2 separate regions of the Homo sapiens genome follow, and region 2 is linked to region 1. Evidence: read pairs that join two places in POLR2A ChIA-PET (ENCODE). Cell type or tissue: Panc1. All regions are shown on one strand. Each heading gives the region's core, and the rest is flanking DNA. Links, peaks and the distances in the headings are about the cores only.

What was found. Peaks named below come from ENCODE experiments on the same cell type or tissue, not always from the same donor. Only the 100,000 strongest peaks of a DNase experiment are listed, where the experiment ranks them.
Region 2: POLR2A ChIA-PET joins it to region 1 with 5 read pairs; 3 of 35 experiments call an interaction of 5 or more read pairs at or near these places.

The regions. Positions count from the first base shown.
Region 1 is chr15:52,487,412-52,503,087 of GRCh38, forward strand. All of the region lies in intron 1 of MYO5A (myosin VA), which reads right to left. Among named protein-coding and RNA genes, the nearest start is that of MYO5A, 34 kb to the right of the region's middle. In Panc1, for the core only: no CTCF peak of the experiment used is centred there; DNase peaks (open chromatin) are centred at 9,368 and 9,560.
Region 2 is chr15:52,758,210-52,773,885 of GRCh38, forward strand. All of the region lies in intron 1 of ONECUT1 (one cut homeobox 1), which reads right to left. Among named protein-coding and RNA genes, the nearest start is that of ONECUT1, 24 kb to the right of the region's middle. In Panc1, for the core only: a CTCF peak has its summit at 7,748 (motif pointing right); no DNase peak of the experiment used is centred there; H3K27me3 peaks cover 2,540 bases.

The DNA.
Region 1 (15,676 bases), core at 4,908-12,907:
CCCAAAAATTAAAAAAAAATTAAAAATAAGGGCCGGGTATGGTGGCTCACAACTATAATCGCAACACTTTGGGAGGCCGAGGCAAGTAGATCACCTGAGGTCAGGAGTTCAAGACCAGCTTGGACCACATGGTGAAACCCCGTCTCTGCTAAAAATATAAAAATTAGCCGAGCATGGTGACAGGTGCCTATAATCCCAGCTACTCAGGAGGCTGAGGCAGGAGAATCACTGGAACCCAGGAGGCAGGGGTTGCAGTGAGCCAAGATCATGCCACTGCACTCCAGCCTAGATGACAGAACGAGACTCTGTCTCAAAAAAAAAAAAAAAAAAGTTTTACACTATGACATTTCCTGGTTTCAATTTTGCATTATCCTTGGCTGACTAAGGAAACCAGCATACTTGTACGGCCGGCGTTCCTGATGCCCCTCACTCACTACCCTCAATCCCTACCCCACATTCCCAGACAGCTTTATTTCAGTCTGCTGAGATGACCTATCCACCAAGAGCCCATTCTTTGGGCTCCAGCAGTACCTGACAATAGCAACATAAACACTAAGATGAAAGCTTTCTAATTCTGGGTGAGGCCTCTGATTATCTCTCATTTCAATGGCCATGTATTTGTGAATTCTTAACTTCTACATAGTACTTCTGTAGCAAAAAGTTCCTTTACTTTATTGAACTTTACTAAATTATCTAGGGTGAAAAAAAAACCCATAAGGGGTTGAAAGAATTATGGATGAGGTGAATGCTTTTGTTGCATAGTATTCACCAGGACTCAAAAGACAGAGAAGGATTAAAAAAAAAAAAAGACAGAGAAGCTTATTTTTGTAATCTTTCCTGTGAGTTTTCATTCTGAGCCATTTGTAAATATATGTAGCTGATGTCTGTAAATAATGAATTCTTGGAAACCACATTTTAATGTGGAGGGCTGTAAAGCAGTTCATATTTCCCCAAAAGAGCTATAATTGGGGTCTGCATTTCTGAAGCATATGCAGCACATTAGTTGTACACATGATCAAATACATTCTATAAAGCAAATATGTGAACTCTAAAGCAATTACAAATATCAAAATTCTGCTGCTGGTGCTAGTCCCTAGACCTAGGCTTTAAAACAACAAAATTAATTATACAAGAACTCTACCATAAAGTACATAGAAAGGCATACTCTGACATAACACACATTTGATCAGAAATGTCTATGTTTACCTTAAACATATGAGTGAAATAATAAAATGGTTGTGATTTGCCTTAAAATCTTTCAGAAGAAGAAAATGTTGGGAAAAAGAAGAAATGAAGCAAATGTGCAGAAGGCTGTTATTTGTTGAAGCTGCGGGCTTGGGGGGATTTGTTTTACTCTTCTCCTTACTTTGTGAATGTTTCAAAAACTTTTCAAAATAAAAAGTTTAAAAAGCTAAACTAAAAAGTATAAATGACACTTAATAACAAATAATATTTAACAATTTCTCTTTCTTAAAACGCAAAACTCTCTGGGGAAAGATGAGATAAATCAGTAACAACTGCCCATGGGAGGAGGCATTATAGCAAGATTTCCACAGCAAGCAGTTGTCAATAGCATAACTAAATTTAGAACCTTAACTTATCTTCTACATGGCGTGTACATGCACCATTAGACCAAAGTGTAAAAGTAAAACTGCAGAGAATGAAGATAAACCTTCCTTATACCACATAGAAAAATTAACTCAAAATGGACCAAAGACCTAAATGTTAAGAGCTAAAACTGTAAGACTCTTAGAAGAAAATACAGGAGGAAAACTTCATGATACTGAATTTGGCACTGATTTCTTGGAGCTGACACCAGGAGCACAGGCAATAAAAGAAAAAGGTAAATAAATTTAAAACCTCTCTGCATCGGCTGGGCGCGGTGGCTCATGCCTGTAATCCCAGCACTTTGGGAGGCCGGGGCGGGCGGATCACGAGGTCAGGAGATCAAGACCATCCTGATTAACACAGTGAAACCCCGTCTCTACTAAAAATACAAAAAATTAGCCGGGCGTGGTGGCACGCACCTGTAGTCCCAGCTACTCGGGAGGCGGAGGCAGGAGAACTGCTTGAACCCAGGAGGCAGAGGTTGCAGTGAGCCAAGATCGTGCCAGGGCACTCCAGCCTGGTGACAGAGCAAGACTTTGTCTAAAAAAAAAAAAAAAAACCAACCTCTGTGCATCAAAGGGCACAATCAACAGAGTGAAAAGGAAACCCACATAATGAAAGGAAATATTTGCAAATCATATATCTGATAAAAGATTCATACCCAGAATATATAAAGAATTCTACAACTCAGCTGTGCATGGTGGCTCACACCTGTAACCTCAGCACTTTGGGAGGCCAAGGCAGGAGGACTGCTTGAGCCCAGGAGTTCAAGACTAGCCTAGGCAACATAGTGAGACCTGTCTCTAAGTAAATTTAAAACAAAAATAAAAGAATTCTACAGCTGAACAGCAACAATGATGAACAACCTGATTTTAAAATGAGCAAAGACTTTGAATAGACGTTTCTCCAAACAAGATACACAAATGGCCAATAGGCACATGAAAAGATGCTGAACATCATTAATCATTAGGGAAATGCAAATCAAGCCTACAATGAGATACCATTTCACTCCTATTAGAATACCTACTATCAAAAAACTAGAAAATAACAAGAGTTGGACAGGATGTGGAGAAATTAGAACGATTGTGCCCTGGAGAAATTAGAACCTCTGCACCCTGGTAATGTAAAATGGTGCAGCCAGTACGGAAAACAGTATGGTGGTTCCTCAAAAAATTAAATATATAATTCCTATATAACCGAGGAATCCCACTTCTGGTTATATATCCAAAAGATTTGAAAGCAAGGTCTCAAAGAGATGCTTGTACACCCATGTTCACAGCAGCATTCTTCACAATAGCCAAAGGATGGAAGCAACCCATGTCCATCAATGGATGAATAGATTAAACAAAAATGTGGTGTATTTACTCAAAAGAATATTATTTGGCCTCAAAAGAGAAGGAAATTCTGAAAGATGTCACGACATGGATGAACCTTGAGGAAATTCTGAAAGATGTCACGACATGGATGAACCTTGAGGACATTACGCCATATGAAATAAGCCAGTCATGAAAAGACAAATACTATATGATTCCACTTATATAGGGTACCTAGAGTAGTCAGATTCATAGGGAGAGAAAGTAGAATAATGGTTGCCAGGGACTAGAGGGAGTGGGGAATAGGGAGTTATTGTTTAATGGGTACAGGGATATAGTTTTGCAAGATGAAGAGTTTTAGAGATTGGTTGTACAACAATATGTTGTTGTTGTTGTTGTTGTTTGAGACAGGGTCTCATTCTGTTGCCGAGGCTGGAGTGCAGTGGTGTGATGATCACAGCTCACTGCAACCTCAAACTCCTGGGCTCAAGCAATCCTCCCACCTCAGCCTCCCAAGTAGCTATAACTAGAGGTGCAGCCACCACATCCAGCTAATTTTTTTATTTTTTGTATAGACGGGGTCTCACTATGTTACCTAAGCTGGTCTTGAACTCCTGCGCTCAAGGGATCCTCCTGCCCCAGCCTCTCAAAGTGCTGGGATTATAGGTGTGAGCACCATGCCTGGCCTGGTTGTACAACAATATGAATGTACTTAACATTACTGACCTGTACACTTACACATGGTTAAGATGGTTAACTTACGTTATGTGTATTTTACAATTTAATTTTTTTAAATTTAAGTATACATTTACATTCTAAATATTTATTAAACGCCCAACCATCCAGCTGTTTCAAAAAAGGCACATCTCCAAAGATGACCTACGATGATAACTACATTGGGCCTTGGCTGTTGGATTATTCCTACCAAGTTGAATTAAGAGGGACTTAAGTAACTCATTAATTAGAACTTCATTACTAAGGTACTGAAGGATTTCATTGCATAGAAAATTAATGCATGTGGGGGTCTACAATTTTTAGTAGGGTTCTGATGTTTTCTATTAATATTTTGTTTTTATAGAGTCTTTAAAAAATAAGAAAACCCCACATTTCCACCTACATCATAATATCTAGTCACAATGACACTGTACCAACTCTAGATAATTAAAGCCAGCTTTTGCTCAGAGATCCCCGCCAGGGTTACCTCCTGAAAAGCAAGTAATGAACACTAAGCCATGTATTTTTTATTGGATTCTCTAAAGTAACATGAGTCAGGCTCCAAGTGTCAGAAGATCTGTCTCATGCTAACAAAAACAAAGATATTTACTGTTTAATCCCCTTTTATCCAAGTACATCAATGTTCTTGGCAAACATTAATCAAACGGAAATTAAGGCATATCCTCAGGATATATGAAGGCATTGGGCTTTCAAAAACTCATACACGAAGCATCTAGATCCAACTACTAATTTACAAAGCAACACATTGAACTACACCATGGCAACATAATTAGCAAAAACTGGACTGCGGGAAACTATGCAGGAAAAATGATCCAGTTTTTTCAACAAAATAAATTTCAAGGAAAAAAGAAAAGAAAAAGAGATAGAGTACGAACCTATAGCTTGAGACTTACAATAAGTGTCAACCAGTTGCAATACCTGAACCTTGATTAGAACAAAGTAGACAAAAAGAATATGACATTTATGAGACAATAGGAAATGCAAACACTGGCTTGATATTTGATAATATTAAGGAATTATAAACATTTTTAGGTGTCACAATGGTTTTGTGGTCATACATAGATATATAGATTTTTTTAAGTGCTTATGTTAGAGATAATCTGTCAGGGATCCCCAGACCACACCCAGGTTTGGTGATTTGGTAGGAGGGTTCACAAGACTCAGCATATAACTGTACTCGTGGCCAAGATTTATTACAGCAAAAAGACACGGAGCAAAATCAGCAAAAGTAAAAGGTGCATGACATAATGTTTAGAGGAAACCAAATACAGGTTTCGAAGAGCCCTCTCCCAGTGAAGTCACACAGGATGGGCTTAATTCCCCCAGCGGCTAGTTACAATAATGCTGTCTACCAGAGAGGCTCATTAGGGACACATTGCTCAGTTTTTACTGAGGACAGGTTACATAGGCAAACTCTGTATAGCACTTACTAAGATTCCAGACTCCCAGAAGGAAAGCAAGTATTCACCACAAACCATGTAGTTTGCACACAAAGCTTAGGTACAGTACACTACTACTAGTTAGGGTGGTTGAGAACCCTCCCAAAATCCAAGTTCCCAGATGCTCGCCAAGGGCCAACCTTGTAAACAGGCCTTCCAAAGGACAGCAATCAGGCCTGCTATGCTCTTTTCTGCACAGATACACAGTGGAATATCTGGGATGAATTAACAGTATGTCTGGGACTTGCTTCAAAATAACATGGAAAGGCAAAATGAGTGAGGATATAGCTGACATAAGATTGGCCAGGAGTTGATACTGTTGAAGTTGGGGCCCGGGCACATGGGAATTTATTGTACTGTTCTTTCTACTTTAGTATATATGTGAGATTTTCCCATAATAAAAAGTTTTGGTAGTTTTTAAACATAGGAGAAAACTCAGAGATAGTGCTTAGGCTATGAGTCAACAGAGCCTATAGGCTGGTGGGGATGAGAATCAGAATTTATAGAACCCTTAGTCTATCACCAAGGCCTGAGGGAAGAAAGGCCTGAGGTGCAGGCCATATGTGAAAAAGGCTTTTGATTGGGACTCTCAAGAGTTAGTGAACATGTTTTGGAAGATAGAGATAGAAAAGGTAGCCTTTTGTCCAAGAAAAACTAAATCTCAGAGCCGGAAGTTTGAGAGTAATTTAATTATAGCCACAGATTAAGTGGCTAGCAAATGATCTTAAATAATCTATGGAGCATTGCAAATGAGATGTATAATACTTTGAATCATTAATTCCAGAGCTATAAAATAAATATGTAGCCACTCTTTCCCATAGCACATTAACAAAGAATGGAGAATGTTTCTTCCATTTCAAAAATTTATTACTGGAGCTGGGCATGGTGGCTCACACCTGTAATCTCAGCACTTTGAGAGGTCGAGGCAGGCAGATCACTTGAGGTCAGGAGTTTGAGACTAGCCTGGCCAACACCGTGAAACTCCGTTCTACTAAAAATACAAAAATCAGCTGGGCACGGTGGCGGGCCCCTCTAATCCCAGCTACTCGGGAGGCTGAGGCAAGAGAATCGCTTGAAGCCGGGAGGCAGAGGTTGCAGTGAGCCAAGATCATGCCATTGCACTCCAGTCTGGGCGATAGAGCGAGACTCAGTCTCAAAAAAAAAAGAAAAAAAATGTATTCTTTAGCACTGATACTTGCTTATACAATAATATTATACTCTAGAAGACATTAGGCTCAGTGTGTCTAAAACCTTGACAACAAGGTCCACACACTAGAAATACCGTGCATTCTGAGTTACTGTTACACAGCCTCCATAGACAAGAATTGAAGGAAGTGAGGGAAATATAGGAAAAGTATATTCTTTATCTGAAACTATAATCTGTATTCAATAATAAATTATCTGAAACAAAAATATTACGAAACCATATTTTAGCTTGTATCATACAAGAGTAGAAAAAAACAACTAAAAGCCCAAGAGCAAACTACGAGCACAGCAAGCTTCACTGCCTGGCCCCTCGCTCCAACACCCCACAATCTGAGATGTCGACCTGTAATAGACAGAAAAGAATGAGGCAGGGAGGACCAGAGCAAATCAGCAATACAGAGTCAAACATGTTCCCTATATCATATGAAGGAAATACATGTTTATCACTGAATGGTGTCATCTTTGATCTCCAAACAAAAAGCATTAATGACTCATCATCAAAACATTCCCTATTACTAAGGATGGCTTTTCACTAATCCACCCATAATCTGCTATCCAATATGAACAAAAATATAAGATGAAATTTCTGGCTGGGGACCAGAACAAAGCCCACAGATGTACAAGGGACCAAGGGTCTTCTTGGTTCTGTGCTAACACCCACAGATCTTTCTTGCCAATGGAAATCATTTAGTATTGGGTTACAAATATACTATAGTATTTAGTCACAGAGGTCCTTCAAAATAACATTATGATTAAATAAAAGATCTAATGTTATTTCTTGTTTTTTGTTTTTTGTTTTTAATGGAGTTTTGCTCTATCGCCCGGTCAGGAGTGCAGTGGCACCATCTCGGCTCACTGCATTCTCCCCCTCCTGGCTTTAAGAGATTCTCCTGACTCAGCCTCCCGAGTAGCTGGGACTTCAGGCACACACCACCACGTCCGGATAATTTTTGTATTTTTAGTAGAGATAGGTTTTTGCCAAGTTGGCCAGCCTAGTCTCGAACTCCTGACCTCAGGTGATCCACCCACTTTGGCCTCCCAAAGTGCTGGGAATACAGGCATGAGCCACTGTGCCTGGCCTTTCTTGTTATCTATTATCCTAGGTGCTAGGTGCCAAGCTACGGGCAAGTGTTAAGGATTCCGCTGAATTTATCTACCTGAGCACTTCAATACATAAGCAAGAACAGCTATTGCATAGACTTTACAATAAATGTTAAAGGTTGGCAATAACATAATTCTCAACAATGTCCTATTGGCAAATTAATTTTCCTTCTACTATCTACAAGTTTCAATGTTAGCTAGCATTCATTCTTGAGATATATGATATATATATATCCATATTTTTTGACATATATCAAAATATATTTAAGCCTAAAATACTAAAAAAATTAAATTGACTTTAAAATGGCCAAAATTCAACTATCCAAAGCAAACCTAAGTGTCCAGTAACAAATGAATGGATAATGAAAATGTACTATACATATACACAATAGAATACTACTAATCAGCCTTAGAAGGAAGTCTTGTCATTTGGGACAATGAATGAACCTGGAGGACATTATGTTAAGTGAAATAAGCTAGTCACAGAGATATAAATACTGCATGATTTCACTTATATGTGGATTGTAAAAAAAAGTCAAAGTCATAGAAGCAGAGAGTGAAATGGAGATTACCAGAGGCTGAGGGCCAGGAACATTGAGGAACTACTGGTCAAAAAACACAAAATTTCAGTTAGACAGGAAGAGTAAGTTCCAGAGATCTATTGTACTTCATGATAATCAATGGTTAATAACAATATATTGTATATCTGAATATTGTTGACAGTAGATTTTGTGTTCTCATCACAAAAGAAAGTGAGGTAATGCATATGTTAAACAGCTTGATTTAGGTATTCCATAGTGTATACATATACCAAAACATCATATTGTAAGCCACAAATATATACAGTATTTACTTGTCAATTAAAATAAGTAAATAGATAGATAAATAGAAGTTTAAGAAGCAAAAATGGACTCTGAGTGGTCAAAAGAGAAGGCATAAAGTCCTTGCATGCATTAAAGCTTTTCTTGAGAGAGAATCCCTTGTTTTCATTCAAAAACTCTACCTCTAGTCTTATTTTATAATTTTATCTGTTATACAGTTTCCAAGTTCATCTGAGTTTAAGTTAGAAAATTCATGTTGTCCTCAGGGTGGGGAACATCACACCCCAGGGCCTGGCGTGGGGTGGGAGGCAGGGGGAGGGATAGCATTAGGAGAAAAACCTAATGTAAATGATGAGTTAATGGGTGCAGCAAACCAACATGGCACATGTGTAACAAACCTGCACATTGTGCACATGTACCCTAGAACTTAAAGTATAATTTTTAAAAAAAAGAGAAATGAAAAAAAAAAAGAAAATTAATGTTGTCCTAAGTAGCATAAACTGGCCTGAGTTAAGCTAAGGCAGGCAAAGAAGATTATAAGGATATAGGTCCCTTCATGAAGTCCAAGAACAGGAACAGTGCTTCAGACAGGACTGGAAGCAGGGCTTAGATGGCTCATCATCCCTCTTGGTTTCTCATCTCTGCTCATTTGTGTATATCTGCCCCCTGTGCTTTCTAGGCCACATGACTGGTAAAAGATGCCCACTGCATAGCTCCTGAGCTTCAAGTTTACAGGTGTAACTACAGAAAGTAAGCTTCCTCCCCTGGAAACGTCCCAGGAAATGGACACGGAATGACTAGGTTGCCACTCCTGGTCCAGTCCCTTGTGGCTGAGGTGAAAGAGGAAGTCGAGTTATAAAATGGCTGGGGATTAAAGAAGGTTCTTAAAATCTAGGAAGACCCTCCGAAGAGTATTCATTAAGGAAGAAAAGCTGTGAAAATACAGGGATCTAGAGGAGCTTTGAAAATATAACAAAAAGTAAGGGTTTATGACATTATCATGAAGGACGCAGGCCCTCCAAATATTTTGACTTGAGGTATATGGGCAAATATCCCATAACACCTTAGTAGACTATGAGGGCTTCATTGTACTATTGGACTATTGATGACTCAACACTGAGAAAAGTTTAAGTTCTATTCAATATACACTTTGAGAAGAATGCAATGCCTCCCTCAGTCAACCCCATGAGGTGCTGTGAAACTGGAATGCCCTTCCTTCAGGGTAGTCCTGAGTTGGCACAATGGGGATGGGCCTTTACTAAACCTGTGCAACAACCAGTCAGTCACCGATATAGGCTGCCCTGCAAGAGGGTGTGATCTTAGTTGAAACAGCTTTTTTTTTCAGACAGAGTCATCTTGCTCTGTCACCCAGGCTGCACTGCAGTGACACAATCACGACTCACTGCAACTTCCACCTCTCAGGCTCAAGCGATTCTCCCACCTCAGCCTTCTGAGTAGCTGGGACTACAGGCATGCACCACCATGCCCGGCTAATTTTTGTATTTTTAGTAGAGATGAGGTTTTGCCATGTGGCCTAGGCTGGTCTCAAACTCCTGAGATCAAGGGATCCACCCACATCAGCCTCCCAAAGTGTTGGGATTACAGGTGTGGGCCACTGCACCCAGCCCGAGAAAAAAATGTTAAAAGCAGCTGGCAGCAGATGGAATGAGGAGTCAGGATGGCAAGTCTCAACAAATTTCAAAAAATATACGCAGATATTCATTGTTCACAGTGAAATTATGCTAGAAGTTGAGAGCAGATGTCCTGAAATAGCTTAAATAAATAAATAGATAAATAAATAAATAAATAAATAAAATTTAAATATTTAAAAGAAGAAATTGGCTGGGTGCGGTGGCTCACATCTGTAATCCTAGTGCTTTGGAAGGCTGAGGCGGGCGGATTGCCTGAGCTCAGGAGTTCGTGACCAGCCTGGGCAACATGATGAAACACTGTCTCTACTGAAATACAAAAAATTAGCCGGGCGTGGCAGTGTGCACCTGTAGTCCCAGCTACTCGGGAGGCTGAGGCAAGAGAATCGCTTGAACCCGGGAGGTGGAGGTTGCAGTGAGCCAAGATCACGCCACTGCACTCCAGCCTGGGCAACAGAGTGAGACTCTGTCTCAAAAAAAAAAAAAAAAAAAAAGAAGCAGAAGAAGAAATTGAGGGCAGAAGGATAACTTAAAAACTGCCAAATTTTTGGAAATAAAGCAATTTCTTTATGAAATGATTCACAGAAAAACTATCAAGGGAAATTAATAAATAAATGAAAAATAATAAAAATTCAACATATCAAAACCTGAGGAATATAGCCAAAGTGTTGCTTCGAGGGAAATTTACATCCTTAAATCATATATTAGAAGCAAAGAAAGGCTGAAAAGCAATGTCTGAGCATTCATTCCAAGAAGCTACAAAAAGAATAGCAAATTAAACTCAAAGAAAGTAGAAAAAAGAAAACAACAAAAACTCATAATCAGCAAACTAGAAAATAATTGTACAATAAAGAAAAATCAACAAAACCAAAAATTAATTATTTAAGAAGACTAATAAAATTATAAAACACTAGTTTGTACAGATATAATCTATGTAAACAATTCCCTATTGCTGGACATCTACGTTATCTCCACTTGGATACACTATTCCACAGCACTGACATAATCATCCTTCCAATATTCATTCATGCTTATTTCCTGAAAATAAATCTTAAAATTATGACTGTTAGCTCAAAGGGTGTAAAAAATTCTAAGGCTTCTGATACATATATTGTGTTAAACTGCCCTATAGAAAGACTGAACGAATTTTACTCCCACTAGCAGTTTGTGATAGTGTTCATTTCCCTAAGAAATAAGTGTGATTTTAAAAAATATTTATTAATTTGTTTGGTTAAAAAAAAACCTCTTCATTTTAATGTGCATTTCTTACATTACTGAGTTGAACACTTCCTCAATGTTTACAGGCTAAGTTTCTTTTGTGAATTGCCTTAGTGTTTTCTATTCTTCTATTAAGGTGTTAGTCTTTCTCACAGATATTATTACTTTTTATATATTGATATTGAGCCCTGAACCAAAGAATTAAAAATATTTTCCTGTTCTGTCAGATGGCCTATTAATGTCCTTTTGAACATGTTGTTGTTGTAGAGAGCTTGAAACTGTATATTCTTGTCAATTTTTTCCTTTATGGTTTGCCTTCATTTGATGTTTAGAAGTACCAACCCCATACCAAGATTATTATGTGAATACTCACCCATATTAACCCCTAATGGAATAGCAGTGGTAAAGACTTGATGAATTTCTACAAATGTCTTGCTGGCTCAGGAATGTAGTCAGGAATTCCATAAAGCATATCAAATGTAAGATATCATTTAAGATTTTTAAAAACTAGAGCTACTACTAGATTCTAGGCTTTGTGGGGCAGAGCCAAGGCAAGGCAAAATTGTGATGTGACTGAAATTGCTTTTAGTGGCCCAAAGTATCTCCTTTTTTCTTTGCCCTTTTACTCCTGAAGCAGCTTCTCCTCCATCCCCAGTTCTAGCTACCTATCTCATTCTCAGTGAAGGAAGGACTGATACTTGTTTACCATAAGACATTAAAGATATTTAAGCTTTTAAAATAACAACTTGCAAAGAGGATGGCCAAGAAAAGGTTAGAAGATTCTGAAGCATTAATGGATTTTCTTTTTTTATTATTATTTTTAATTGTGGTAAAATACACATATTTACAACCTTTATCATTTTTAAGTATACACTTCAGTGGTGGTATTAAATACATTTGCTTTGTTGTGTAACCATCACCACCGTCTGTCCACAGAACTTTTTCATCTTCCAAAACCGAAACTCCATATCCATTAAATGAACGCCCCATTTTCCCCCTCCCTCAGCCACTAGGAGCAACTATGCTACTTTGTCTCTACCGATTGTACTACTTTAGGTACTTCATGTAAGTAGAATCACACAGTATGTGTCTTTTGTGACTGGCTTATTTCACATGGCATAATGTCATCAAGGTTATTCATGTTGAGGCATCTTTCAGAATTTCCTTCCTTTTTGAGGCTGAATAATGTTCCATTGTATAAATACACGACATTTTGTTTATCCATTCATCCACCAATGGACACTGGGTTGCTTCCATCCTTTGGCCATTGTGAATAATGCTACTGTGAACACAGATGTACAAGTATCTCTTTGAGACCTTGCTTTGAATTCTTTTGGGTATATTCCCAGAAGTGAGATTGCTGGATCATATGGTAATTATCAGTTTAATTTTTTTAGGGGGCCGGGCACAGTAGGTCACACCTGTAACCCCAGTGCTTTGGGAGAACAAGGCAGGGGGATCGCTTGGGTGATCAGAGGATTTTGAGGGTTACAGTGAGCTACAATCACCCCTCTGCACTTCAGCGTAGGTGACAGAGGAATACTGCCTCTTAAAAATAAAAAATAAAATAAATAAAAATTTGAGGAACTGACATACTGTTTTCCATAGTGGCTGCATTTTACATTATCACCACCCGTGCACAAGAGTTCCAATTTCTCCACATCCTCTTCAACATTTGTATTTTTTTGTTTTTGTTTTGTGTGATAATAGGCATGAAATGATATTTCATTGTAGGCTAGATTTGCATTTCCCTAATGATTAATGATGTTCAGCATCTTTTCATGTGCTTATTAGCCATTTGTATATATTCTTGGAGAAATGTCTATTCAAATCCTTTGCCCATTTTTTTTTTTTTTTTTTTTGAGATGGAGTTTCGCTCTTTTTACCCGAGCTGGAGTGCAATAGCACGATCTCAGCTCACTGCAACCTCTGCCCCTAGGGTTCAAGTGATTCTCCTGCCTCAGCCTCCTGAGTAGCTGGGATTACAGGCGTGCGCCACCAGGCCCAGCTAATTTTTTGTATTTTTAGTAGAAACGGGGTTTCACCATGTTAGCTAGGCTGGTCTCAAACTCCTGACCTCAGGTGATCCGCCCGCCTCGGCCTCCCAAAGTGCTGGGATTACAGGTGTGAGCCACCATGCCTGGCCTCTTTGCCCATTTTTCAACAGGGAGTTTAATAGGGTTCTTTGGTTGTTTGTCGTTGAGTTGTAGAAATTCTTTATGGATTTTCTTTTATTTGTAGCCTTTCTTAGTACCCTCCAAATCAGTTCATTCAGGTAGCTTTCTCCTTTTCTCTCCCTTCTCTCAAAAAACGTTCTTCTTAGTTCATGCCTAATCCAAGAGGCTAATCCCAACACCAAAAAATGGATCAGGAGTGAGGCATCTCAATTCTAAAAGCATCAAACAATGCTTTAAATATATTATAAAATATATTTAAATATTGTTTGTATTGTGTGTATACACAAAATCAGAAAACTTTTTTTTTTTGAGACGGAGTCTTGCTCTGTCGCCCAGGCTGGAGTGCAGTGGCAAGATCTTGGCTCGCTGCAAGCTCCGCCTCCCGGGTTCACGCCATTCTCCTGCCTCAGCCTCCCGAGTAGCTGGGACTACAGGCGCCTCCCACCAGGCCCGGCTAATTTTTTTTGTATTTTTAGTAGAGATGGGGATTTACCTTGTTAGCCAGGATGGTCTCCATCTCCTGACCTCATGATCCACCCGCCTCGGCCTCCCAAAGTGCTGGGATTACAGGCGTGAGCCACCGCGCCCAGCCAGAAAACGTTTTTTTTTTACTCAAAAATGTCTCTTTGAAATACCTTTGGCCAGGTGTGGTGTCTCATGCCTGTTATCCCACCATTTTGGAAGGCCAAGGAGGGAGGATCGCTTGAGCCCCAGGGCTCAAGACCAGCCTAGGCAACATTGTGAGGCCCCGTTTCTACAAAAAAATACAAAAATTAGCTGGGCGTGGTGGTGTGTCTGTAGTTCCAGCTGCTTGGGAGACTGAGGTGGGAGAATTGCTTTAGCCCAGGAGTTCAAGGCTGCAGTGAGGTATGATTGTGCCACTGTACTCCAGCCTGGATGACAGAACAAATCCCTGGCTCTAAATAATAAAAATAAAAATAAGATAAAATTGAAAAAGGAATATATTTGTTTACACTACTTGAAAAAAGAAAATATTTGTTTTTTTCTGATTATAAAAGAATGTATGTTGATTATAACAATTCAGATATTACATAATTGAATAAAGTATTAATAGAAAATGAAAATCTCCCAAAACCCTCTTGCCCACAGAAAAAAATATTTTAAGCAGTCTAAACAGTCTAGTATAAACTTCCATAACATAGGCATACACACAGACACACACACACATACATATACTACACACACACACACACACACACACACACACACACTGTATTTTACTTTTCTCTATTTAACAATATATCCTAGACATTTATCCATATTAATATGAGATGCTGTTAATTATCTTTTTTAAATAGTGGTCAAGATAGTATTTATATATATAAACTAATATTAAATTTTTGTTTGGGAGGCCAAAGCGGGCAGATCACCTGAGGTCAGGAGTTCCAGACCAGCCAGGCCAGTGAAACCTCGTCTCTACTAAAAATATAAAAATTATCCGGGCATGGCGGCACACACCTGTAATCCCAACTACTCAGGAGGCTGAAGCAGGAGAATTGCTTGAACCTGGGAGTCAGAGGTTACAGTGAGCCAAGATCGCGCCACTGCACTCCAGCCTATGCAACAGAGTGAGACTCCATCCCAATACATATATACATACATACATACATACATAAATTTTTGAAATTCACAAAACCTGACAAAATGGATTCTAATTAGATCAGAAGTACTTCAGGGTCTAACACTGAACAACAGAGAGTAGAGACAAAATATAAAATAAAGCTCGTAATTATTCTGTATCATTTGTACATAAGATCTAAATATTTAATAGTGCTGTAATTGCAGACTTGCCATATTTACCTATAGTGCATTTACAAACTCTCTTTCTCACTCCAAACCAGAAATAATATAACCTCTGACCATACCACATCTATAGAAGTGTCTGATCAGTAAGGCCAGCCATTTCCAAAACTTTTAGTAAGAGAACAGAGAGGATACCAACCTAGTTGACAAATGTAAAAGGCAGATGAACACATACAGGGGTTTGCAAGTGTCAGCCTCCATTTAAAGTAATCAATTCTCTCATTGTGCCATTAGTAAATAACATTTTGGTTGATTTCTTCAGTTACACAAAGAATTAGTGTCTTCCTTTATGATTAAGGAAACAGAGATTGCCTTGTAAGTCTCAGCAAACGATACAAATTTAAGTACAAGTTGAAATCCTGTCATTTGGAGCAACATGGATAGAACCAGAGGTCATTATGTTAAGTGAAATAAGCCAGGCACAGAAAGACAAATATCACATGTTCTCATTCATATGTGAGAGCTAAAAAAGTAGGTCTCATGAAGACAAGAGAGTAGACTGGTGGATACCAGAGGCCAGGCAAGGTAGCAGGGACGGGGAGATAAAGAGAGGTTGATTAATGGGCACAAATATTAATATACAGT
Region 2 (15,676 bases), core at 5,172-13,171, 270 kb after region 1:
AGAATACCTACCTTGCCGTGTTGTGGTATGAAATAGTGTATGCAAAAGTTTATGCTAACTTTACAAATGCAACACCTTGTCAGCAAGAAGTGGTTGTAGCCCTCAAAGGGTTTATAGTCTGCTGCCAGTAGAATATTAAGAGCCTAATCAGAGTCTAAAAACATAGTAGAAAGGAATTGCATTTGTTTCCCTTCTGATCTTTTTTATTTTCCAGGAAAATCTGTATATAAGAAAGTTAAGTATATAGTTTTTTTTATCATGGCCATCAAACAGTCTTCCACTGATTTTCTAGTGGAACCGGGAACTGTGGAGGTGTGAACCGCTCTTCTTCGACATTGAGACTAAACCTGCCAAGTTAGCCATGTTCATCTCTGGGGTCTCTCTGTGCCTCCTTTTTGCAAGCCATGCTCTTGGAGTCCCCCTCATCACTTACTTGGTCTCCCACTAAGGGGCCCATTCCCTGCGCTTGCATGTCTGGTCCTGTATTATGAAGCTGCTTTTTGGCTGATGGAGTTATTCTAATGTATCATCCCAATGGAGCCCTCAGACCCCAGGGTTTGGCGCCAGATCAGGGTCTCTCCTGATTTTAGATGCCATAAGTCTCTTTCCACCCTAATGAGGCTCACTAGTTTCCACCTGCTAGAGGACTATCAAGGCTGCATTGGTAACAATGCACACTGCCCCTCCACCCAATCTCCACCATCAATCAATCCTCACAACCATCCACAAATAACCATACAACCCAAGTAAAAATAGTGCTCTGATATGTGAATGCAGCCTTAAGAAAAGGCTCCTATGCCCTCACTGCAATCAGATTGCTGCCTCTTAGCCCCCTATGTAGGCGTTCTAGAGCAGCCACTGCCACCTTTATATCTGGCTGGCTGTACTCTCATCATGACCATAGTGGAAGATGGACGGGGCATGCTTCGTGATGGAGGGAGGGATTGCCATTCTTCCATAGCACATCCCTCCCATTGCTGTCCTACCTGTTGCTGCCTTCCGCTTCACTGTATGCCTCTGTGTATTCCAGGTTCTCAATTCCTTACCTGATGGTTCACCAGCTCTGGCTAGATTCAGCCTCTGTGCTCTCCTCAGCCTGCCCCTCCCTTTCATTTCCAGCTGGGTAGATCCTGGACTTCAGAGTTCCTGTAAAACTTCAGGTGCCATTGGTACAAATTAGCTCAGCAACAGATCAGCTGCAGAGCTCATAGGATGAAAGCTGGAGAGGCCTCAAGGCTTTAGAGTCCAATCCAGAAGGCTCCAATTTTTTAAAACAATGTGCTACTTAGTAAAAAAAGTTCTGAGTGTATATTCCCTTATATTATTTATTTATAAATCATATACATGTGTTAGTATACTACTATATTGTGCACATTATAAAACATACACAATACAAAGACATTTTTTTGAGACAGGATCTCACCCTGTTGCCCAGGCTGGATACAGTGGTGCAATCTTGGCACACTGCAACCTCTGCCTCCGTGGGCTCAAGCGATCCTCTCACCTCAGCCTCTGGAGTAGCTGGCACTACAGGTGCGTGCTGCCACAACCTGGCTAATTTTTTTGAATTTTTTTTTTTTATAGAGATGGGGTCTCACCATGTTTCCTAGGCTGGTCTTGAGCTCCTGGGCTCAAGCAGTCTGCCCACCTTGGCCTCCCATTAGAGGTGTGAGCCACTGCCCCCAGCCCACAATACTAAAATTTTTAAAGGGATACAATAAAAATAAATAGACATGGAATTCTCTTCTAGAGATGCATCTGCTTGCCAGGCTCTGGAGTGTATTCACCCTACTTACGGGGCCACTGGTCCAACCATTAGTAAATATAAGAGTGATAATTTCAGAATGGACATGAAGGGAGGGCTCAGTCATGAAAGAGAGATTTGTAGGCAAGGCAGGCCTTATGGCCTTTTGTAACATGTCCTGTAGGTCACTTGCTATGCCTCTTGCCCACCATGAGGGGCGGCATCAACCTAACGGGCAGTATTATTAAATGTCCAACTCCCTCAGAGCCTCGAGTTATAGACATCCTGAGCCAGGTGAGAGTCTCCAAATAGAGTTCTTCCTCCCAGAGGCCTACAGCCCTCACCGGGCACCTAGATTAAGTCCCAGAAAAAAATGACTAAAGTCAACTCCAGTTGGTTTGAGTCAGCCCGTGTGGACACAGCCTCATACAATACTGATGCAGATGGCTGATTCATTGACTTAAAAATGAATACAACACAGGTTTTGCTCTTAAGGATGCCAGATTTAAGTAAATAACTGCACATAAGCAATTAACTACAAGAGTATAAAAAGAGTGTACAGAGTCTACTGCTTGAAGATATTCAGGAAGGAATTACAGAGAAGGCACTCAGATGGGCCCTAAAGGATAAATGGAGGCTTTCTAGTGAGAGGAGTGGGAAAGCTCATTCCCTGCAGAGGGAGCAGCATTGTGAAGGATTGATAAGTATTAGTAGATTGGTATTTGTGAGGCAAGAGGGCACACAAGAAGGAAAGGCTGTGGGAGATGGCTTCGTGCATAGACAGAGTTCAGATATGAATCATCTCATAGGTAAGGAGGAGGTAGGGGGAGGCATGAGTAAGGGTGTAGTGTGATTACATTTGGGCTTAGAAAAACCCCTCTGGTGGAGTTGTGGAGGGAGAACTGGAAAGCAGCAAGATTAGGGACAAGAATGCTACAGTGGGTGCTGTGGTCTACTACCCAGATCCCCCTTCAGGACTGTGCACTTGTTCCTCCAGCTGCTGGAAGGGTTGGTGACAGGTGGCTCTCGAATTGCCCTTGGCCAAAGGTTATGCCACTCTGGGGTGGGGTGGGGGTTTGCCCATATCTAGTGGGGGTGGGTGGGGGGCTGTAGGAGATGGGGGTATGAAAGGTGGTGGTCTAGGAGAGTGGAAATGTGTTGGTTTAAGGACCCTCACCCCAATCCCTTGCATCAAGTGAGACAACTCTAAAGAGTCATCTGGTTCAAGAGCACTCCATATAATTGGATGAGGCTATTTTTGCACCTACATTGTTGTTCAACTCCTCCTTCTGTCCAGTCTTACTTCCTTCACCACCCCCAGGGGGATTATTTGCCATAACATGCTCCGAAAACCTTTCTGAATGCACATCTCAGAAACTCATAATCTGCTTTGCAGAGAACTGTACCTAAAATACAAGTCAGAAAACCACCGTAGGGCCAGGCACAGTTTCTCACGCCTGTAATCCCAGCAGTTTGGGAGGGCGAAGCAGGCAGATTACTTGAGGTCAGGAGTTCGAGACCAACCTGGCCAACATGGTGAAACCCTGTCTCTACTAAACATACAAAAATTAGCAGGGCATGGTGGCAGGTGCCTGTAATCCCAGCTACTTGGGAGGCTGAGGCAGGAGAATTGCTTGAACCCAGGATGCAGAAGTTGTAGTCAGCTGATATTGCAACACTATACCACAGCCTGGGCAAGAGAGCAAGATTCCATTTCAGAAAAAGAAAAGAAAACCACTGTAATGAGGACCCAAAATTAGACAATGGCAGAATCGGAGAAGAACTTCTTGGGCGGTCAAATCAAGAAGACTTCTTGACTACTTGGCTAAGAAGGTATAGTCTGGAACATCTGCCAGGTTTCTGGTTGGATGATAGTAATGGGGCCATTAGGAAATGCAGATGGAGAAATGAGTTTTATGAGGATAGTAACCACTTCTCTATGGAACAAATTGCATTGGATGTGTTTGCTGGACATTCTGTTAAAGGTCTCCATTAGGTGGTTGTACAGCAGACAGCAGGATGTATGGGATCTGGAGTTCAGGGGAGAGATCTGGGCTAGAAATATAGACTTGGAAGTCATTAGGTCTCTAGATGGTAAATTACACAGAACACTCACTCATGGGAAAGTAAATAACTGAGCATTGGGTACAGACTTGACTTATTTATCATTCAAAAGGCAGAGCTAAGGGAAATCAGAAAGAGATATTCATCTTCCATCTAGCCAGATTGTATGTTTGAATGACTTCAGTCTGGTCCTTGGCATTTGGCAGGACTGTCTGCTGAAGCTACCCCTGAGCCAGCATTTCCCAAATGGCATCAGAAGAATGATACTCTCTCAAACAGGGGTTCCTTGAAAAGATGGTTTGCAGATTAAGGACATTTAAAAAAATCTATTATATATTGCCTCTTCCTCAAGATTCATAACATATGTAAGCACAGCTAATTCTGTTTCTCAAATTTGTTTGACCCCAGAACCCTTTTTGGTGGAGACTGTCGATTAATGTCTTATACAATATTAATGTTGGGGAAATGCAGTTTGGAAGTTCCTGCCCTGGGACCTCAAGCACTGTAGACGTTACAATACCAGAACCTGGGGAAGTGAGATTCTCTTGGAGCAGGGACCCTGGCTGACTTGCTCTGTATCTCCAGGACGCCCTGGCCTAGGGCCTGGTTGTAAGGGCAGATCAGTATCCACGTGGGTATGGGGCAGGGGTATGTCTGCGAATAAGTAGATGTGATTAGATCTGGAGGAAATGCTGCCAAAGCTGGAGGTGCTGAAAAAGAAAGCAGAGATATCAGTAAAATGGAGAGTAGACTAAAGCTTACTGAGAGTCACCGATGACCAGGGGAGGCTAAGTGGAGCAACCCACAGAAACAAGTCATACTTCTAGAAGCTTTCACCAGACTATAGCTGTGAGAGCTGAAATTTCCACGGAATTGATTTCAGAGTAGAGATTACCCATTGTAAGGTAGGAAACCCCCAATTGGAGGTTATGAGAGTCGACAGGAATGTGCAAGATAGACAGAGAGAGAGAGAGAGAGAATGAAAAAGGAGTATGACAAGAAGTAGTGCTGCTTAGGGAAGAGCAACACACATGTTTTATGTGAATGTAATATTTTTATGTAGGGGTACAGTTTCCATTAAAAATAGAGAAATACTTGTCAGTTAACTGGATTAAGTGGAAGGAGATGGCCATTGTTGGTGAAAGGTAGTACTAATGATGAAGATCTGTTAGGAGTCACCTCCATGAGGGTGGGCAAGCAGACAGCTCTATAGGATTCACTGGCAAAGTATATCAGACAAATGACTTTGATGTTTATGGGTGAGGTCACCCAAAGTGAGTACCATGGAGGAGGTAGAAGTAGGCATGAAAGATGGTAAAAGTCAGAGCATGACTTTGTGTGCCACGGGAATAAAAGATTATGAAGAAAAAAAAAACAGAGCATGAGGGTGTGGGCAAAGGACAGAGACTTCTAGTTCAGGCATGCCTGGGGACTGCTTTGCCTATAGTGGGCAAGGCAGAGCCAAGTGGGTTTCAAGAAATGTAACTTTGCAGGAGGTTGAAAGGTATTTTGTGAACAATGAGTTGTGAGGTCAAGTTGGTTTGGGAAATGCTGAATTAATTAATGATTAACCAAATTTCTTTAATGCAGGACTTTTCAGAGCTTTAATATGTTACTGAGCATCAACACTTTCTAGCTTACAGGCTCTCCCAAACTTATTTGATCAAAGAACTCTTTATTCAGGGAATTTCTCTTAGGAATGGTGATCCTTAGAACAGTTTCTCAGAGTGTGGTTGGCAGACCTGTGCTGGTCTGTGAACCACTACTGACCTGCAACGAGGTCAGTAAAAAATATTGAGAATAAGCAATTAGAAATGTTTATGGCAGTTTGACATTGCTGCAACATTCAAATGTGTGATTATTTCTCTAGTAATATATTTTTTATTGTATTATCAAAATTATTCATTCAGGACAGATGGAAGTTAGAAACAAACCAACAAGCTAGTCCTTCACTACCTAGAGTTTAAGAAGCCCTGTCTTAGAACACACTTTCTAAAACATAGTATATAGTAACATCTTAGGATCAGTTGTCACTCAAGCATTTGTATACTAACTTATATCCATTTTCCTGACTTAATGATACAAAGGACTTTAGAACATATAAAGTGCTGATTGGATTATGCAAAAGTCTGCCAAGAATTTGTCTGGGAATATGTGGGCATACATATATTGGCCTGGGAGGCATTAATAAAGCCAAATGAACTTATGATACAGCTTCTTAAATGAGCCTGGACTCTTGAAGACACAAGCTCTGGCCCAGCTCCGTGGATATGCACCTGCAAATACCATCAATATTATGAATTTGGGGATTATGTTTCCAACACATGAAATTTGGGGGACACATTCAAACCAGAGCAAATATATTGTCTTACTAATTCTTAGTACCATTTTGTGAGGTGAGAGAAGCCATCGTATTCCATTTTGCAGCTGGGGACACTAAGCTCAAAGAAGGTGAAGGACTTGGTCAAGATCACACATCTATCAGTGGCCACAGAGCTGGGCTTGAGCTGTGTGCTGGCAGCTTATCCACTCATATGTGGCTTGCTCTCTGTGAGTCCTTAGACTCTAGACAAGTATTTTCTCCCTCGAAATAGCTGCCCTAGAATATGTTGTCCTAACATCATCGCAGAGAAAGTGGACTAGAGAGCAGTAAAGGGGAAAGGCTGAGATGTCCAGGACACCATGAAACTGCCTTGACATCTAAGGACAGCTTGGCATTGTCATAAGGGCCTGCTGGAGATGCAGCATCTTCACCCTAAAGGCTGATGTAGATGCTGAAAACTGCAACCCCTCAGTAGCATGCAGGGCCAAGTGTTCTCACACAGGTAAGTCTGTGACGTCCGAGTCACGCAAGGGGTGTCTTGCCTGGATTTAGAAGAGAAACGTCCAGGCGGCCCTCAGCCCCTTTGCTGCTCCAATGCCTCTGGGTCAGATGGGGGTGCACTGGTAAGGCAAGACACATCCTGAAGTTCTCAAGAGCCAGCCCAGGGCTGCTACCCAGATTCCTGATGGGCTTGGCCATGGCATCCCTGCAAACCCTGCTCAGGAGAGCTTGGGGCTTCAGGGGTAGGGAACAACAATATCAAAAAGCATGTGGGCCAGAATATGAAAATCCACAGGGATAGAAAGCACACTGGTGGTTACTTATGGCTGAAGGGGTAGTGGTGGGAAATGGGAGTGACTAATAGGTATGGTTCTTCTTTTTTGGGGAGATGATGAAAATGTTCTAAAATTGACTGTGGTTGCAAAGCTCTGTGACTAACTGGATGACTTTAAATGGGTTGAATTCTATGGTATGTGAATTACATCTCTATCAAGTTGTAAGAGCAGCGGCAGCCAGCCATGCACACAGGGTGAGCCCTCTGCTCTCACCCCTACCTGCCACTGAGAGAGACCCTTTTCTGGTCTGTGGCAAAGGACAAGAGGTAGTCAGCTGTTCATGTGCATTGAGCCCTGAAGACCCTCTCTTGTCAGCTGAAGCTGTTTTTCAAAGTAAACTCTTAGAGACAATATATGTGGATGAGCGAGCACACAAATAAACAGATTTCAGTAAAACGCAGTGGGGGTAGGGAGAGACAAATGAAGGGGAAACTATGCAAGCAAACATGGCAGGACTGTTCCTGAGCCTGTATTCCAGGCCAGTACCTACACTGTGGAGATTAAAGAGCCTTTGGATTGACCGAGACCATCAGGATTAGAGCTCAGACTCCAGGAGTCCTAGGTCAGAATGTTATCTGCCTTGCCTTGAGTGATCTTACTGTGCAGTGTATATTTTTATAAGCTGTGTCCCCAGTTGTTTGGGTGATAAAGGAGCTCTTAAGTGGCAAATTCAGAGGGCACAGCCCAGTGTGCCATTTGAAAAGCAACACGAGTGAGCTCTAATTGATACGGCCAAGGAAATCCTTTGCATGGGAAGCAAAGTCCTGCACAGATTGTCTGGAAACTGATGGCCAGCAGAGGGAGGTGGAGCCCAAACAACCTACTGGACATGAGCTGTGTTTGCTGTGTCTCTGTGAGTAGCCAGAGCAACTATGGAAACTCTTTTGGTCACACACATGGAAAGCCTAATAAGAACATGCAGAGAGCAGACATTCCCAGTGGGGAATAATCACCGTAACTCACCCTTGTGTCTTGCTTTATAGTGCTTAAAACACCTCCATAAAACCTTATCATGTGATCCCCACAAAACTCAGGTGAGGTAGAAATAGGTATTCTTCCTTTTTTTTTTTTTTTGTAGGTGAAACCCTGTCAGAGAGGTTAGGCAGCTTGCCTGCGGGCTGGTTAGTAGGGGACTTGGGCCTCCAGCTTCACTGGACCCTGGAAGCAGAGGGCAGCACCAGTGAAACATCATGGAAACTTTCCCCAGGATGGTGAAATGGGGGCAAGAGCTGAGGGAACGGGTGAAGTGGAGCTCAGAGAACTTGCACCCAAGGTGAACAGAACAGCAGCAGTTGGTCAGCCAAGCAGCAGGCCAGTTGTCAGCCAGATCCGTCTTGATGTGGCTGAAAGGACTGCAGTTTGGCCTTCCAGGAAAGTGGGCTGGATGGAAGTTGAGACAAAGGGAGTTCTGGCAGCATAGCAGACAGCACACCCATGCTGGCCTGGGAAAGGGACTGGAGTAGTCCCATGTCAGGAAGGATGCAGGGGAGCATGGGATAGTTGTCTCCTTGTGTGTATCAGCTTTGAGAAGAAGCTGAAGGAAGCAGCTCACCCAATGGAAAAGGAAAGAGCGGGAGCAGAGGGCCTTGGCAAAGCCAGGTCGGGAAAGTCATTGGAGCCTCTCCCTGCCCCCGGTCTGCTTCTCTAGCAGAGCTGTCCAGGACAGAATCCTGCCATCCCATAGTCTGCTGCCTGGAGTCCTTCCTGAGTCAGTGAATAAAACATGGTGATGGACCTGTCTTCTCCAGGTGAAGCTCCACAGCTGCATCCCAGGAGAGATGGGAACCCTGGACAAGGTTGCCTGGGCCTGGGAGGGGTGGACAGCATCTCCTGAGCTAAGCCCCATTCATGAGTCACCTTACCAGGCCTCACAATAAGGGCGTGAGGGAGACACTGTTATTCTCTCTCTAGTTGACGAATGAGCAGCCTGAATCTCGGTGAGGTTAAGAGACTGGCCCAAGTCACCCCAACAGCAAAATGGTACAGCTGGGATTTGAGCCAGCACAGGGCCCCATGACAGCACTGGAGGACATCGGGAGGTACACCTCCCGCTCCTCTGCAGGCACAGACTATGGGGAAACAGAGAACCATACCAGCTTTCGCTTTCTTTGACCCCACAAACAGCTATTTTGGTGTGATTCTAGACTATCTCAGTTCTTCTCTCCACAAGGTTTGTCTTCTCTCCCTTGTTCTGTTTTCCCTGTGATAGAGGCTAAACCTGAACTAGAATGGTAGCTGAGAATTCTCGTTGAAAGAATGCATTTCGTACCCAATGATACTGGCATCGTCCTCTCGCTGGTCATTCACGCGCATGTGCACACACTTTCCTGAGCACAGCCTCATCAGTTTTTATACTCACAGGAAGAGACACCCATCAACCTGACCCTTCCCTCCATGAAGCTCTCCCCCTGTACTGCAGCTTCAAAGGAACTGGTGGGAAGAGAGAAGCTGCGGCCTTGCGCCTGCTAGTTTGGTCAGTAGCAAAGGGCAATAGGTCTCTTTTCTGGAAGTTTGGCTCAAGAATTTTGATTTCTATCAGTATATGAAGAGATATCTGCACTGCCATGTTCATTGCAGCACTATTCACAATAGGCAAGATGTGGCATCAATCTAAGTGTCCATCAACAGGTGAACGGATAAAGAAAATGTGGTAGATATACATATATACATATTATTCAGCCATAAAAAGAATGAAATCTTGTCATTTGCAGCAACACGGTTGGAACTGGACGGTATTACGTTCAGTGAAATAAGCCAGGCACAGAAAGGTAAATATTGCATGTTCTCACTCACGCGTAGGATCTAAAAAAATTGAACTCATGGAGATGGAGAGTCGAATGATGGTTACCAGAGGCTGGGAAGGGTAGTGGGGAGTGGGGGATAAAGAGGGGATGCTTAATGGGTACAAAAATACAATTAGATAGAATGCATAAGACCCAGTGTTAGGTGGCACTATAGGGTGACTACAGTTAATTATAATTTATTGTATATTTCAAAATCGCTAAAAGAGTAGAATTGGGATGTTCCTAACATGAAGAAATGATAAATGCTTGAAGTGATGGATACCCTAGTTACCCTGATTTTATCATTACACATTGTCTGCTTGTATCAAAATATCACATGTACCCCACAAATATATACAACTATTATGTATCCATAATTAAAAATTAAAACTAAAAAAGGATTTTTCTAAATTCTTTTAGAATTCTAAATTCCTAAACTTCTGTTATTGGCTGATCAGTTGGAGTTTTATTCCATCAGTATCCCTCACTTAAAAAAGACTCTCAATAGTTTGCCTCCAATAATTGGAGTGATATAGATGCTCTAGTTATTATGATGATTCCACAAAACAGTCAAAACAAAAAGCACATCTGATGAATTACATGCTTATTTTTACCTCATATATGCCTATTGTGAATTGTAAGTCTTAGCTTATCGACCTCATTTTTCTAATTAATAGATGTATATGTTACTTTATAGTATTTATAGTAATTGAGAGTTATAAAACAGAATTTCTTTAAAAAACCTACAATCTTGAGTTTTCACTAAGTCATCAGACATTTTCTCTAATTAATTTCAAATTAGTGAAGTTTTCCTTGTTTGCTTTTTTGGAAAGTTGTCTGTAGAATCAAACTGTAAATGCTATTCTTCCAATGACATGCATGATACAATTAGTTTCACAAGGGTCTCCCAAAAGCCCAAGATGAAAGCCCTTGGCGGCTACTCTACCATGATATTCAAGGACCTTGACACCCTGACCTCAACCACATTTCCCATGTCACTTCCTACTACTACTGCCCACTCAATACCAATCATTCCTGCCACACTGCTCAGAAGTCATTCCTAGATATGAACCTCCACATCCCTACTACTTTGCTCAAGATGTCTCCTACATCCAGAATGTCCTTCCTTTTCTCTTTTCCATACAAAAAGATCCCTGTGCAATGAAGGTCAACCTCAAGCATCTTCTTTTCTGCTAAGCCTTCTCCATCCCCTCTCCCATCCAGGGAGAGTTGTTGTCTTTTGTGCCCACAGAGCACCTTCCCCACAGTATAATTAGTTAGTTACCTACCCATCTCTCTCACACAGTCTGTAATACTAGAACATGGATTATTTCCTTGGCATACTCAGCACCCTTGTTGGGAAAGCAAGTTGGATGTGGCTCCATAGAAAATAGAGATGCAAGAGACACAAGTCTTTTAAGTTTTGAAAATGTGTGCATAGAATGAAGTTCCATGAGATAGCCTTAATCCCTTTACTGGATAGTGATTTTTGCAGTAGTTTAATGGCACCATGGGGAGATTTCTGAAATGTTATATCAGAAACATATGGGGATATATATGGGGAATATATGGGGATATAGCTGAAATGTCACTGACTGGGAAGTCAGTAAAGGTTGGCTGAGTCCTTGGTATTGCCACCACTCCTATAACTGGGTCTGAAGTGAGCTCAGGGACAGGTAAGGAGCAGACTAGAGCAACAGAGCTGGAGAAGCAGAAGGCACAGGGGAAACTAATTTGGGGTGGAACATTGAAATTAGTTGGGAGTAGGTAATCACCTCCCTTTACCAAGGTTAGGTGCCCAGGAGGGGCCACTGAGTACCAGAGGGCAGAGGTGTACTGTCTGCATCCGTCCTTGCTAAGTTTGGGTGGTGACTGGTCCATATTTGCCTTAGAGAGGAGATAAGGATCAGATTTATGGATAATGTCAGCAAATATCCAGAGAGTCTGTGTGGTAGAAACCTTAACAATAAATTAATGAGATGACTCCAGCAGAAGAGTCTTGAAGAAATTCAAATTCAAGGGATGAAAGACTCAAAGAATGCTTTATAAATAAGGTGAAATGATATCCCATTTTGTTTCTTTTTCTTCTGGCAACTGCCAAGCCATTGGGCTTTTTGAGTAGGACCTCTGGCTATTATAGAGCCCTGGATCCATGGGTTAGGGTATCATTTCTCTCTCCTGGGCTTCAGGGCTGGCCTGCATTCTGCAGTGGGAGAGACTGGAAGGACCCTCAGAAGTTCTTAGTCTTCTCTGCAAATGGGAACCACTGAGAAACTTTAAAAGCACTCGTGCCTGGGATCCATCTCCAGAGATACTGATTTATTCAGTCTCGCAGAGGCCTAAGCCTGGGATTTTTGAAAGCTCCCTCGGTGATTCTAATACTTAGCCAAGGCTGAGAACCACTCCTCTAAATCAGTCTTCTCAAACTTAAATCACCTGGACATCTTGTTAAGACGAAGATTCTGATTCGGCAAGCCAGGGTAGACTCTGAGATTCTGACCATCTAACAAGCTCCCAGGTGATGTCTAGCTGCTGGTCCGGGACTGCACTCTGAGTAACAAGGGCTGAGAGTCCCGAGCGTGAACTCCAGTAAAGGTGTGGCCCAAATACATCAACATCGCCTGGGAGCACAAAGGGGCGGCTTGTTCACAATGCACATTTTGGAACCTCATCCTATACCTACTGTCTCTGAGAGTGAGATTCACAAGCCGATATTTTGTTTTTTAATTAATTTTTTAACGTGGAAAAAAATGAACTTTAATATGGCTTAAAAATACCACAAATCAAATCCAAAGACAAAAATTGAGAAGCAGTTGTAAAATACACAATAATTTCTTTATACAAATCACTCAGAAATAAAAGAACATCCAGGGCAAAGGATATGAACTCTGTGTCAGTTTATGAGAGAGAGAGAGAGAGAACATTTATTTTAATTTTTTGTCTGAGCTTGGCAAAGATTTAAAACCTTACTAATCCTCAATGTTGACAAGAATAAGGAGCAATAGGCACTTTTGATGGGAACATCAATTGGAACAACTGTTCTGAAAGATGATCTGCATTTATATCAATATTAAAATATATTTACTTTTGATCTAGTAATTAACACTTCTAGGAATTTATTCTAAGGCTATATTCAGGCAAGTGCTCAAAAATATAAGTACACATATTCATCATAGATCCTTTTATAGTAGTGAAAACTATAGGGAGTTAATCAATGAATTATGGTAAATTTGTGTGTGCAAAGACTTGCTTACCTATGACTACATCCCCAGAATCTAGCTCAGTGCTTGGTCTATATATGAACATTTATTGAATAAATGAACAAATAAATATAGTAGAAAATTCTATAGCCATTAAGAATGATGATGTAGATGTATATTTATTGCAGTGGAAAACTATTCATCCGATCTTACAAAAAGGACAAGCAGATGACAAAACTGCATAGATAGAATCATCTCATTTTTGCATAAAAAGCAAGTGTGTGTGTGTGTGTGTGTGTGTGTGTGTGTGTGTCTGTGTATATATCTATGGAAAAAAGTTTAGAAGAATGTATACCAACATATAAATTGTGTTTCTTCCTAAATGGTGAGATTATAGATGTTGTTTGCATTCTTATTTATATCTTTAAGTAATGTCTGTTTTTTTTTACAATGAGCATGTATTAACAGATGTAATTTTGATAATCACTAAATTTTTTTTTTTCATTTTTGTTCCATAGGTTATTGAGGTACAGGTGGTGTTTGGTTACATGAGTAAGTTCTTTAGTGGTGATTTGTGAGATTTTGGTGCACCCATCACAGGCAGATATTTTAAACAAGCTTCTCAGTAATTTGGATGCCCAATAAATTGGAGAGCCACTTGCTCCTAGGACAGTATTTTAGACCTTTCCAAGCTCAAGAGAATTACTCCATACTTTGGCAAAAACACAGGCTGACTAAATCAGAATCTTAAGAGTGGCCTGGGAATCTGTGCTTTGAGAAGAATACCAGGTAATTCCTGTGAGTTCAGGTCCAGGAAAGCCTGCTTTGTGGGATCTTTCTGTGGGACTGGGCCCAGGTAACCCTCCTCTCTCCCCACAGTGAACTTGTACTTGTAAAACCCAGCTGCATTGATTGTCATAGACAACCTGGCAGAGGAAAAAAAAGCGAGATGTGGCCGGGTGCGGTGGCTCACGCCTGTAATCCCAGCACTTTGGGAGGCCGAGGCGGGTGGATCATGAGGTCAGGAGATCGAGACCATCCTGGCTAACACAGTGAAACCCCGTCTCTACTAAAAATACAAAAAATTAGCTGGGCGTTGTGGCACACACCTGTAGTCCCAGCTACTTGGGAGGCTGAGGCAGGAGAATCGCTTGAACCCGGGATGCAGAGGTTGCAGTGAGCCAAGATCGTGCCACTGCACTCCAGCCTGGGCGACAGAGCGAGACTCCATCTAAAAAAAAAAAAAAAAAGCGAGATGTGTGTGAAGTTTGTTCACGGAGTTCATTGGAGGCAGAGGGTTTTGTTCTGTGATTATGATGAAAGAGGAAGTTGGGTGAGAATGGAGGAAAAGATCAGAGTAATGGCTGTGAGCTTTTTAGCGCTAATTGACAGGGCCTCCTTCATCTTGACTTGTCTGAATTTACTGCCAAGTGCCTAACATGGAAGGGAGGGAGCTGTGGGACTGAAGGGCATCCCTGTGGGCAAGTAAGTGTATCTCATGCCCAGAAAGAGGAAGAACAAGGTTTTTGTGCCACTCCTTATTATCCACCGGGCTGGCTCCAAGAGATGAACTAAAGAACTGGAGGGTTTTTGTTGTTTTTGTTTTAATTTCTGCAGCTCCACACCCATGCTGTGACAGGAACCCTATTAGTTTGTACTGGGCTTGTTTTAGGGTTGTTACATTTAGAGGATGTTTAAAGTGTTATTTTATATAATAAGACGTGGCATGAGTGCACACACACATACGCATATAACAAACCCAAGCTGCATATTTTGGCGTGTGCTTATCAAGCTGTAACATGCATTAGAATCACTTCCAGGGCTTGTTAAAACGTGACAAGCCAGAGTTTCTAGCCAGAGTTTCTGATTCCATAGGATTTCTAACAAGCTCCCAAGTGATGCTGGGGCGTGGGTATGGCAGGTGGGGTGGGGAGAGAGAACTGCAAATGAATCTTAACTAAAACATTTTTAAGCAGGTTTGTTTATTTTATGGGTATGGGCAAAGCAATTTTGAAATGATTTTAGATGTATTACAGGATTGAGCAAATGAGTAAATGTGTGTGTGAGAGAGACAGAGAGAGAGAAAGAGAGAGAGAGAGAGGTAGATTACTGGGTACCAGAGTTCCCACTGTGCAGGAAAAGACATATAAATAGGGAATGGGGGAAGGCAGGGAAAAATCCTCTGAGGATATATTGCAATTGGAGGTGGAGGTACTGGTATGAACTAATGATTTTAGAAATACGTACATGAGCACGTATATAAGCATGTTTATGCGTACATGGATATTATGTATGTATGATGTGTATACACATATTTGTATGTGTGTGTAAATAAATGTATATGTATCTGTTTCCTGGCTTTGTCTGAGAGGGTAGAAAACCAAAAGTCACCCTAAAGCCATGAGCACACTTAGTGCCTAGGCTGTCTTGGACTCTAACATGTTTCCCCACCAGGATAAACCAGGGCTCATCAAAGAAGTGGCACATTCTAGGATTGGGGCAGAATATGTACCAAATGAGCTTGGAACATCTTATGATGCCAGAAAGTTAAAAAAAAATGTAAGCATTGTCATAGGGACACAGGAGTCAGAGGGAAAGGGCTCTCGTCAGTGAAATCTGGGACAATTTGAGCACCAAAATAGTTAAGTACAGTAATGAATTGTAAGCCACTGGAAAAAAAAGGAATGCCTGAGTCCACTCCAATCATAAATGGATAATGAGAGAGA